3 separate regions of the Homo sapiens genome follow, and regions 1 and 2 are each linked to region 3. A link is a contact called in ENCODE Hi-C or POLR2A ChIA-PET data. All regions are on one chromosome and are shown on one strand. The core of a region is the stretch at or near the end of the contact, and the rest is flanking DNA. Distances in the headings are between cores, read along the strand shown. Region 1 holds the start of SLIT2 (slit guidance ligand 2). Region 2 holds the start of CD38 (CD38 molecule). Region 3 holds the start of DCAF16 (DDB1 and CUL4 associated factor 16).

Region 1 (3,473 bases), core at 34-2,533, 2.4 Mb before region 3:
ACTCACGCGGCCTCTCCCTCGCCCTCGACTCCGCCGCAGCCTGGACCGGTCCTCGCGGTCTCCCGACAGCCAACGATGGTTTACAAACACACATGCACTTCGCTGAAGGATGTCTGGGCAATCCCGCCTCCCGCTCGGCGTCCTTGGCGACGCTCTGCACCAGGACCTGCCCCGAGGTCACGCAGAAAAGACAAAAGGGCAGTCGGGCCGCCGCAGCCGGGCAGAAATATCCACTAGTCAGCACTCCGGCGAGGAACTCCAAGAGGCCAAGTGGAGGATGAGAGCTGCTGCGAAGACTGAGTGGGGACTGACTGGGGGCGGACTTAAAAACCAGGCAGACCGGAAGGAGTGGAAAGGCAAAGGCCAAGGTTGGAGGTGTCAGCGTCCTGCTGGGGCGTACTGGAGAATGGCTCGGTGGCAGGTGGGCGGGTGGGATCCACTACTCCAGGCAGAGCCAGGCGGCAGCTGAATGGCAGTAGTGTGTGCGCGCGTGTCAACCCCGCTCGTCTCCCAGATAAGCCGCAGCTCCGCGGCAGACACCTGATGGCAAAGGTAGAAGAAACAAGAGCCGGGTTCCGGAGGGCGCAGAGCCACGGCCGGCCCCCGGCGGTCTCCCACTAGTGGTTCGTCCTTCTCAAAGTGCAGCAACTTTTCCCAGGCTTTGAATTCCGTCCCCCAAGGCCACAGTGGCGGTACCCCTGCCGGCGTGGCGACGCCGCCCGGCTCCTGGCGCTGCACCTGACGCGGCGGCCGCAGTCCCGGGTAGTCCTTCTCCTTCTAGCCCCTTCCCCTCTCCCGCTGCTTTCCTGGCCTCCCGCTCCAGGGAGCGAGGTCGGGGAGAGGGAGGGCGACGACTCAGAGCGGGGACTCGGTGGCTCTGCCGACTCCGGAGCCCCTGGCAAGTGTCTAAACAATAGGACGGACGCAGCAGCCCAAGTCTCGCTTGTCTGGAAGGAAGGTGGGTTGTTGTCGTAACTGGAGTTGTTCGCTGGGGCTGACTGGCGCTCAGCGTAGCCAAACAAAAACCCGGCCCGCGCCTCCGGAGCCGGCTGCGGGCCCCCGGCGCTCCCCTTTCTGCTCAGCACTCCCGCCGTGCCCAGAAAGCGCGGCAGCTTCGGCCTGCGCCTGGGCGCTTCGGCGCTCCCATGCCTCGCAGCTGCCTCCGCCTCCGCCGCCGCCGCCGCCGCCGCCTTCTTTTTTTTAACCACAGTCTGCGGCAGCCACCACCACCGCCGCCGCCAAGCTCCGCCGTCCGGGCGCTTCCCAAATAAATAACACCAAGTCCGAAGTTGAGCCGGCGCGGGCCTTATATAGCCGCCCGAGCCTCCGCCCCCTGACCCCGCCCCTCGAGGCCCAGGCCCGCCCCCTGGCTCCGCTCTGGGAGCCCGCACCTCGCTGGGGAGAGGGGAGAGGTGAGGCCGGGGCTGCCAGCGCTGGGCGGAGGCGGCGGCTGGCGGCGCGCGTTCCCGTGCGCCCTGGCTCGCCCCCTCGCTCCCACGCGCGGGCAAACTTGGCCCGAAGAAGGAGCCACCCGAGCCCCAGCCCCCAACTCCTTGGCCCCAGAGGTGACCTGGGCTCGGAGATAGTCGTTTGCAGTGGGAGAATGGGAAGAGGTCGGCTTTGAACGCGGCTCATAAATAAACAGCCCTGCCAGTGCCTCTCCTGCAGCTTTTGCCACGCGATCCTTAAGGGGGCTGCTCACTCTTTGCAGCGCAGCAAGAGACAGAGAGACAGAAACAGAGAAATTATGATTTAAATTTAAGAAAAATCCTACCGAAATAGATCTGCCTGCGCTTACAGACACACACGTGTATTTTGGGGAGCTGAAAAGTTCAGTTTTTGCAAGTTGGAAAACAGCATTTTCCAACCTTCTTGCTTGCCTTTCTATCTCCAAGCCACCCCCTTCCGTTTAACCCTTCCTTTGTAGACACACACTGAACCACACCGTGGTCAGTTGATGTCTTGGATATTCAATAGGCTCACAAAACTCTTAAGGGCTTGAACGTATCTGTGTGATTTTTTACTCTCTTATGAGAGAAAGGAGGGGAAAAAATAAATCCCTAGCAACGCACATTATACCAGAAGGTTTTCTTTATTTCAGGGCAGTTCTGGATATTTTTTTCCCCGCTATGTTTTGAAAGAGAATTTCCTTGTTTCATCTTGTCTCTTTAGTGTGACGTATGTCTGGCAACGGCTGCCTCTCTCGCCCCCCTTTCCCCCCCAGCAAGAGCCAATGTCACTGTAAGTTTGAAATGACATCTAAATGACTCTGCTCCTTCTCTTGGATTTAATATGCATCATATTGTTGTTCTTCCTCCCATTTCCACGTTAAGAAGCTTTCCCTGGAATTTGTGCAAGCCCCCGCCTAATACCAGCCTCATATTGTAGTAGTTATTTGTATAATTATTAGAAGCTTCCTTGAAAGCAAGACCTGTCCAACTCTTTGTATTTCCAGCATCTATGCCTGCCACATAATAGGTTTCCTCATAAGTAACCGATTTCTTTAACTCAAGAGTATGCTCAACCTAAAATCTCTGCAATATCCTCATTAACGTTTTTCCTGGTTAACATTTTCTAAGATGTCCTTTCATAATGGCTACCCCTACTTACCTCATTTTGCCTGCCTTGGAAAACGTAAGCCTTTTCGAGGACACGCCCAAAGGCAGGGTACCATCTGATAACTGAATTGGAACTCTTAGGATTACTCATTTTAATGCCACAGATTTATATTGCTCTATTCTTTTAAAACCTTCAAAAACATTTGACATTTATTAACTCATTTGTCCTTCTAGATTTTAGCTTAAAGGTCTGTTATGTAACTTCCTTGAGGAGGAGAAAAAAGAAGCCCTTGTCACATTTTCTTGTAAGGAAAATGAGATAAAGAACAAGTACCTGTCATTGAGGAAGGAGCTCCCCCAACCCTCAGTGAATTTTCCTTAGTGTGTACCAGTAAATTATGTGGTTAAATATGGTTGCTGATACATTAATTTATTTAATTTCACAACTTTAATATCTTGTCAGCAACAAGAGGTGTTTGTGTTCAACTTTGTGCACCACATAGAATTGTTGTTCCATATTTTAATTCCAAGAACATATCCTGCATTCCAAATATTTATAAATAATATTATTGATATTGTTGCATAAGTGAAATTCACAGACATAAGTTCAAGTTTCATTCTATCTCTGATCACTTTCTGTTTTGTGTAAAACCAAGGAGAAACTAACATACATAGCAACATGCCTACAGAAACATCTTTTTAAAATTTGAAGCCAATTTAAATAAGAAGCTATGTTCAGTGGATTTCATTCAGAAAAAAGAAAGACTGTAATTAATTCTTGAGAGGCATATCTTACTATTTTTTGCGTTATTAACTTTTTAGTTGATAAGGGGAATTTTATACATACATAAACAACCAGGTCTCCTGTCCTTTAACATATTACTGTATTATTCCATTAGTATTACTGCAGGATGT
Region 2 (3,740 bases), core at 1,166-3,665, 2.0 Mb after region 3:
GAGCAAACATTTCCATGCCAGGATTTGTTGGGTTTGAAAATAAAACTGTCATTGTTAGTCTTTCCAAAGAATATCAAAAAAGAAATAGTCTCAAGGCAATGATCGAGTCCAGAGTGCTGCCAGTAAAACATGTTCACAAGGTCAAGATTTCAGGGATGTGGCTGTAAGACTGTATGTGTGTGTGTGTGTGTGTGTGTGTGTGTGTGTGTGTGTGTGTGTGTGTGAGAGAGAGAATATTATCTAAAATATATAAAAATCTCCCATAAGAAATAAATAAGCAGCTCAATAGAAAGTATCAAGTATCTGGACAGGAAAATCACAGAAAAAAATATAAATGGCAAATAAACATATACAAGATGCTTAGACTCACTGATACTGAGGGAACAATTAGATGCTCTTTTTTCTCTTAAGTAAAAAAGTTGAAAATATTCAGCATTCAAGAGATTGTGGGAAAGCATCCCCTCTGATAGACTGATGATGGGAGAGTAAAATGGCACAACTATTTTGGAGTATATATGGAATACCTGGAATTTGGAAAAATCAAAACTTAAAATATGCATAATTCTCCCTTTTACTCAGCAGTTTCATCACTAGAAATCTATCCTACAGAAATACTCCCATATGTACACACAATGTATGTATGAAGATTTTCATTGCATCATGTTTCTCCCAACTAAGGTGAAAATTTCATGAGTGAGAACTTCGTCATTCACTCTTGTGTCATCAGTAGCTAGATCACTGTCTGGAACATAGTGGGTGCTCAACAGATACTTGTTGGATGAATGAATGGGATTGAAAAATTGGAAACAAGCTAATTTCCTGTCAATAGGAAATGGTTACATCTAGTTTATGAAATACTATGGGCTGTCAAAAGAAATGAGATAGATCTTTATGTACTCACATTGAAAGATCTTCAAGACCAGTGTTACTTTTTTTTTTTTTAATGAGGTTGCTTTCTAACATTACCATTTCATTTTGGATTTCACTTCATACTTTACAATACAGCCTGGAGGAACGCCTCAACTTCTAGTTTCTCTCTCCATTAAGTATCTAATTATGTGTAAATAGAACAACTAACGGGACGCTGGGAAGCCCAGGAGGCAAACATTTTGCAACCGGAACTGTTGAGTGTGCTCGGAGAGGCGAGGGAGGTCTATTTGCTCGTTTCCTCGGATTGCTTAAATGCGGGATTTTGCTATCCCAAAGCACAGAGTGTAAAGTAGCAGCTCCCCCTGCCTGCCTTCCCGGCTTCTTCTGTTTTACAAGCAACGATAATTTCCCGGTGAAAGCGAGGCCTGGGAATCAAATCCAAAAAGTGGTTGTTCCCTTTAGGAGAGGTTAGTAGCTGGAAAGGAGCATGAGAAAACTGGAAGGTCCCATAGACTAATGTGTTTTTTTTCCAAGGTTTGTACAGATTCACCGAGTTGCTGCGCCTTATCATCTAAGTAATGTCTCGGTTTTAGAAGTTGACATTGTTTTGTTAATTACTTCTCTGGTCACATGCATTTCAGGCCGCGCAAAAAGAATCGGAGTGCTGCTTTATATAAATGAATAAAACTAAGTTCCGTGGTTTGGCCCTTCTACACCCTCCTCCCCTACCACAGGCTTTGCAAACCACTTAAGTGTCCTCTGTAACCGTCCGGGGGCACTTTCGGGTCAGAGACAGCGGGCGGAAACCGCAGAAAAAGTTGAAAATGTCAGCGACACCCTGCATCTGCGAGTTCTATTCCGTCCCTGAAGCGGTGAAGCGGGCTGAGCGCGCCGAGGGTGGGCTGCAGCCCGGCGAGGGGCTGGGCTCAGGGCACCTTGCCCAGAAGGCGGGCATCGGTGCCAAGTGTTCACCGGCTACGCAGCAGAGCCACCGAGCAGCGCCCCCCCCCGCCTCCCGCGGGCACGCTCGGTGCCAAGGCCAGCTGCTCCTGAAAGCGGCCCGCGGAGCCCCGAGCCCGGGACTCCCTACTCAGCACCACCCGGCGGGCTCTCGGCTGACCCGCCACGGAAGATGCCCGGTTCCGGGCGATCCGGGCGGCTTCCCTGCGCGCGGGGCCCTGCTGTCCCCGCAGTGCCCACCGGTGCGCCTTAGTCGCCAACCCACCTCATCTCAGGATGAATTTCAGTGTACTTGACGCATCGCGCCAGGACGGTCTCGGGAAAGCGCTTGGTGGTGCCCGGACCGCTCCACTGCTGGCGCCACCTCGGGACGACCACCGCGAGCACCACGACGAGGATCAGGACCAGGATACTGACGCCAAGACAGAGTTGGGCTCTCCTAGAGAGCCGGCAGCAGGGTTTGTCCCCGGACACCGGGCTGAACTCGCAGTTGGCCATAGGGCTCCAGGCGGGGTTGGCTGGGCGAAGATGAGGCCGGCAGGAGGCTAGGCAGCAAGAGAGAGGCTGGCTGGGTTCTGAAACTGCACCTCCCCTTCTGTTTCACTTGCCTTTTCTCTGTTTCCCTTCCCACCCCCAACCCCTTGCCTCAGAGTTCCGTGGCTGGTTACACCAATAAGAGTTTAAAAGACCAACAACTATAGGCTCCTGTGCAGTGACCCACCCACTCCACCTCCAGGGAGAAACAGCCACCTTAATCCTCTGCAGGTGTCCTAAGGGGGCAGACAGTACATCCTTATACTCCCTCCGCTAACTCCCTTCATCAACCGGGCACTTTACACCTGAGCCACATTTGCTTCCTGGAAAGCATGAGGGTGGGCTGCCTGCTTCTATACGTGTGTGCACACAATGCCCTCTGCCTGGAAAAGGATGTCCTACCTCTCTTTCTTAACTCTGACAAATGCCTGGTCAACCACCTTTAAAGACTCAACTTAAGTCTGACTCCTTCTCTCAAGAGGCATCAGTGGCTAAGCTCTGGGTTCAAATTTAGTTCTTGCTGGATGACATGGGGCAAGTTACTTAACCTCTCTGTACTTCAGATGTAAAGCCGGGATAGTAGCAGTACCTACTTCATGGGATTGTTACGAGGATTAAGTGAGTTAATATCTACAACGTGTTTAGCACAATACCTGGCACATGGTAATCACCCAGTAAATGTAAGTTGTTACTACCAGCTCTAGGAGCTGCTCAGAGATGCAATTTTATAGTCCATGGAATGTGTTTGAAGCAGGGTCTGGCACACAGTAATAATACTGCACTCTATGCGGGAGTTTAATAAATAATAAAGTGGCTTTTCTTGCCTCTTCTTTATTAAGAGAACATCTGTGACATTCAAGCAGAGACCTAAGTAATGTGAGCGATCAAGTCACCCAACTCCCTTGGGGCAAACATTTCCCAAGCAGAGGAAATGGCAGGTGCAAAGACTCTGAGGCAGAAAAGCTCTTGGCCTGTTCCAGAGCAGCAAGGAGGCCAATTGTAGTTAGGCTAGAGGGTTGAGGGAAACAGAACAGAAGTTCGGAAAGTAGCAGGAGACCAGATCACCCATAGCTCTGTAAGACAGGATGACTTTTTGGACTGTGTGTTTTATTTATTTTTTATCTTTTTTATTTTGTTTTAAGTTCTGGGATACATGTACAGGACGTGCAGAGTTGTTACATAGGTAAATGTGTGCCATGGTGGTTTGCTGCACCTATCAATCCATTGCTTAGGTATTAAGCCCCTCATGTTTTAGCTATTCTTTCTGATGCTCTCCCTCCCTCCACTCTCCCCAACAGGCCCCAGTGTGTGTTGTTCCCCTCCCTGTGTTCATTGTTCAGCTCCCACTTATAAGTGAGAACATGCAGTGCTTGGTT
Region 3 (3,376 bases), core at 791-3,290:
AGAACCTATAATGCTACCTTGGTCCATATGTATAGCAAATATATATATTTTATACAGTCTCAAAATGAACAGTCTGAAAGAAGTCTTTGCTAAGTTACATAGTCCTCTTTGTAGAGGCTTCTAAAATACAGAACTCATTTAAAATAAACAAAGGAGAACTGGTTTAAAGAGGTCATTAAAAATTTAATGCTGGAGTTAAAGTCCACTTTTTAATCATAATGATAATTCTAATATTTCCTATGAAAGGTAGACTCATTCAGGTTTTTTCAATCACTAGATATTTCATTGTCAAAAACATACAAACTCCCACGACTCTTTTAAAGTGGCAAAATTTTCTAAAATCCCTCCCCAAAGCTATCATTTTCATAGTACCTTTAAGAGAAAAGTAAACAAATAATTTAAAAGGCCACCATCTTCCTCTTCCTCATCATCTTCCATATCTGATTGGTGAAATGAGGTAACAAACTTTGCTGCAAATTCTATTACCCTCTCCACAGCTGGTTCACGTTTATAGACCACCATAACATATTTAAGGTAATGAATGAACTCCTCATGAAAAACTGTCTTATCATCCATCTGAAAGACAAAAGAAACCCTTCATAAACTGCACCGATAAAAATCCTTTATTCCCAACATCACCCTAAGACTGATGAAAGCACTAGCCATAATAATGCAGACAAATTAAAATATTTATTTAGTAAACTCTTAATTATCCAAACCAGCCAAAGGGCAATCAATTTGCATGAATTTCTCTCCAGGCTATAATGGGAGTACACAAGCTTGACTTTTGACAGTGAAAAGATTCCTTTGATATATTTTTTTCAATATCTTTGATTCTCAATAAGCCTTTAGTACCAGTACGTTACAAATACGCTTCTTCAACAACCCAAAATCAATACTGGCTTTTATATTTCTCATATTCAGGCCTTCCTATCACCAGCAGTTTCTTTATGAGATAACTTGCACATCCTATCTCATATCCTCAAAGCCCTGTGATGTTTACTCACAATTTTTCTTGGACCTCAAGATAATTCATCTTCCCCAAATTAATTGTTCTATTCTTCTCAAGGTTCCACTCAAAACAAACAAATAGTATGTACATAAATAAGAATGGCCAGGCCCTAAAAATAATTTGGTATTTGGTGATTGGATTCAACGTAACCGTAGGACAAGGGTAGAATCATTTGATGTTCGGCGGGGAGCGATGACCCCAGGGGCAACGACCACTGAACCCCCGCATTCAGGATCCACTCTGCGGTTCAATATTTGATGTCTGATCGCCTCGGTGGTCGTAAATGTTTCTCTCCACGTTCACGATCGGACTAAGGAATAACGGTCCACGCCGCCCAGAAGCTGGGGGTGTCGGCTCAGAAAAGCCAAGGCGGGGCCCGTGTGAACGACGCCCAGGCTTCGGAGGCTTTCTGGCCTGGGCCCAGGCGACCTCGGGTAAGTCCCTGACTTCTCCGAACCTCAGATCCCTATGAAGTGAGTCGCGAAGGTGAACAAGGCTGGAGTCACGGTGCGCCGAGCCCGAGGGCCACGGAGGGCCCCTGAGGGAGGGTGGGCCGGGGCGGGCGAGAGGCGGCGGCCGGGGCCGGGAGCGCTTACCGTGCGGTAGGTGCGGCTCAGCGCCACCACCAGCTTCGCCTGGTTCTGGTGCGGCTGCTGCGCCAGCCGAAAGGCCTCCTTAATCGACAGCAGCCTCCTTTCCGCTCCCATGGCTCTGGAACCCTGCCGGGACGAGTCCTGCCCGCGCTCGGCTACAGCCTGCCAGCCCGCCAACCCAGAGGCAGCGCTCTCCGAGTAGTCTTCTATGACAGCCCCAGGGAGTATTTACCGCTCGAACGTTCAAATAATTCCCGCGAGAGGGGGAAATCCCGCGAGACTGCCGTAAGCGCTTTGGGAGAAGAGAGCGGGAAGCGATGGGTCCACCCACCTCGCACCCCGCGCTTTGGGCGCATGCGTCTAGGTTCAACCTTGTCCAGCCGTTTTCACGGAGGGAAGTGGCGTTTCTAAGGGGGAGGGGCCTTGACTCGGCCGGAAGTAGCGTCGGCGCGGGAGCTGAGCGGAGTGGCCTTGCCACCGGAGGGGAAGGGCTGCTGGCGTTAGGCCTGGCTGGGTCGTGCGGCTGAGCGTGAGGCTAGAAAGAAAAAGCGATCCTCCAAGAGTGAGAACGGGAGATCTGCCGAGGATAACAACCTCCCTTGTGGCCGAAGGGCGGGGGATCCCCACACGAGGGCTCCGCTTCGAGAGACGGCGACAAAGGAAAGTTCGTAGCGCGTTCCGGAGGCCCGGCCACCTCTGAGAAGGGAGACGACGCTGCTGGGTCCGCTGAGCGGGGCGACCCGAGGTTAGTGGAGACGGATGCTGTCTTTTGAAGGCCTTAGTCCCTGCCCTGGTGAAGCCGACTGCGAGGTTCCACAGGGCGTGCAGGCAGTCCGGGGATCGTTGCGAAGGGGGGTGCGGGCTAACTTAGCTGCTGCCGTTTCTAGATGTGCAGCTGTGTAGGCCCTGTTTACAAGTGTGCATAAGGACAGTGTATTAAGGGAGAACTCAAGAGAATGGAAAGGTCTTTCGGGTAGTGGTTAAAATAAAGAAGAGTAGGAACTAGGTTTTTAAATTTTAAATGAAATTATATCAGACAGAACTTCTGTTGGATCTCAGGATGCACCATCCAAAAATAGGACTGTAGGAGACCAAAATATGCCACCCTACAATATACTTCTAGAGTATATTTTGAGCTGGTATTCTGATAAAATGCAGACACAGGAGTCGCTCTGAAAATCTGTCCTGTTGTAAAAGAAATTGACATCTACAGAGGAAATATACATCAGTAAAGGATCTGTATCAGAAAGAGGGCAGCTCTGCGATAATTTTTGTTACCTGGGAGATCTTATCTGCATACCAAGACAACTTTTATTCACCGTATATTTCCTCCCCTCACCTTTCCACAACTTTGTGGCCACCATCCCCCAGAAAGCCGCAAGCCCCCATTTCTTGAGTAGCGTAGGATGCTGTATAATATTCAATCATCTGACCATGGTGGGACTCCTCTGCGTATGTAATTAAGTACGGGTTTTTTTTCTTGTTAATGTCTATGTCAGGTTAATTTGTAACCCAGCCAAAGAACCTAGGAGGATGGAGGGAAGCCGTTTTTCCCTCTCCTACACCTCAGTAACCTACTGCCAGCTGAAGAAATAGAACATTACTAAAGCCACCTGTACATCTTTCTCCTTTTGAATTACCTGCCCTCCGAAGAAGTAATGGATTTTCTGAATTTACTGTTAACTTTTACCATGCAGCTTTCTATATCTTAATGACATATTTTAATATATTAATGACATGAATAAATCCCTGAATGAGGATATTGTACTAT

The links. Hi-C counts contacts between places; a loop is a spot of excess contacts on that map. ChIA-PET counts read pairs that join two places held with the same protein, here RNA polymerase II (POLR2A). Pooled maps may share reads with other maps.
Region 1: a loop to region 3 is called in a map of ascending aorta, with 7 times the contacts of the local background. The contact joins the promoter of SLIT2 here to the promoter of DCAF16 in region 3. A Hi-C loop is called at or near these places in 1 of 168 maps with a recorded cell type or tissue (ascending aorta) and 7 of 50 pooled maps. POLR2A ChIA-PET finds 5 or more read pairs at or near these places in 2 of 52 experiments (MCF 10A and PC-9).
Region 2: a loop to region 3 is called in a map with no recorded cell type, with 8 times the contacts of the local background. The contact joins the promoter of CD38 here to the promoter of DCAF16 in region 3. A Hi-C loop is called at or near these places in 4 of 37 single-sample maps with no recorded cell type and 4 of 50 pooled maps.

The regions. Positions count from the first base shown.
Region 1 is chr4:20,249,715-20,253,187 of GRCh38, reverse strand. SLIT2 (slit guidance ligand 2) reads right to left here and starts at 1,283. Exons shown (of 37, transcript NM_004787.4): 1 at 1-1,283. RefSeq lists an enhancer at 1-167.
Region 2 is chr4:15,777,003-15,780,742 of GRCh38, reverse strand. CD38 (CD38 molecule) reads right to left here and starts at 2,415. Exons shown (of 8, transcript NM_001775.4): 1 at 2,096-2,415. The coding sequence starts at 2,328. RefSeq lists silencers at 1,657-1,706, 1,897-1,946 and enhancers at 2,077-2,576, 1,988-2,630.
Region 3 is chr4:17,809,421-17,812,796 of GRCh38, reverse strand. It overlaps DCAF16 (DDB1 and CUL4 associated factor 16), which reads left to right and starts at 2,040. Exons shown (of 3, transcript NM_017741.4): 1 at 2,040-2,350. NCAPG (non-SMC condensin I complex subunit G) reads right to left here and starts at 1,818. Exons shown (of 21, transcript NM_022346.5): 1 at 1,609-1,818; 2 at 373-576. The coding sequence starts at 1,719. RefSeq lists enhancers at 1,347-1,859, 2,133-2,292, 1,860-2,371, 2,413-2,502.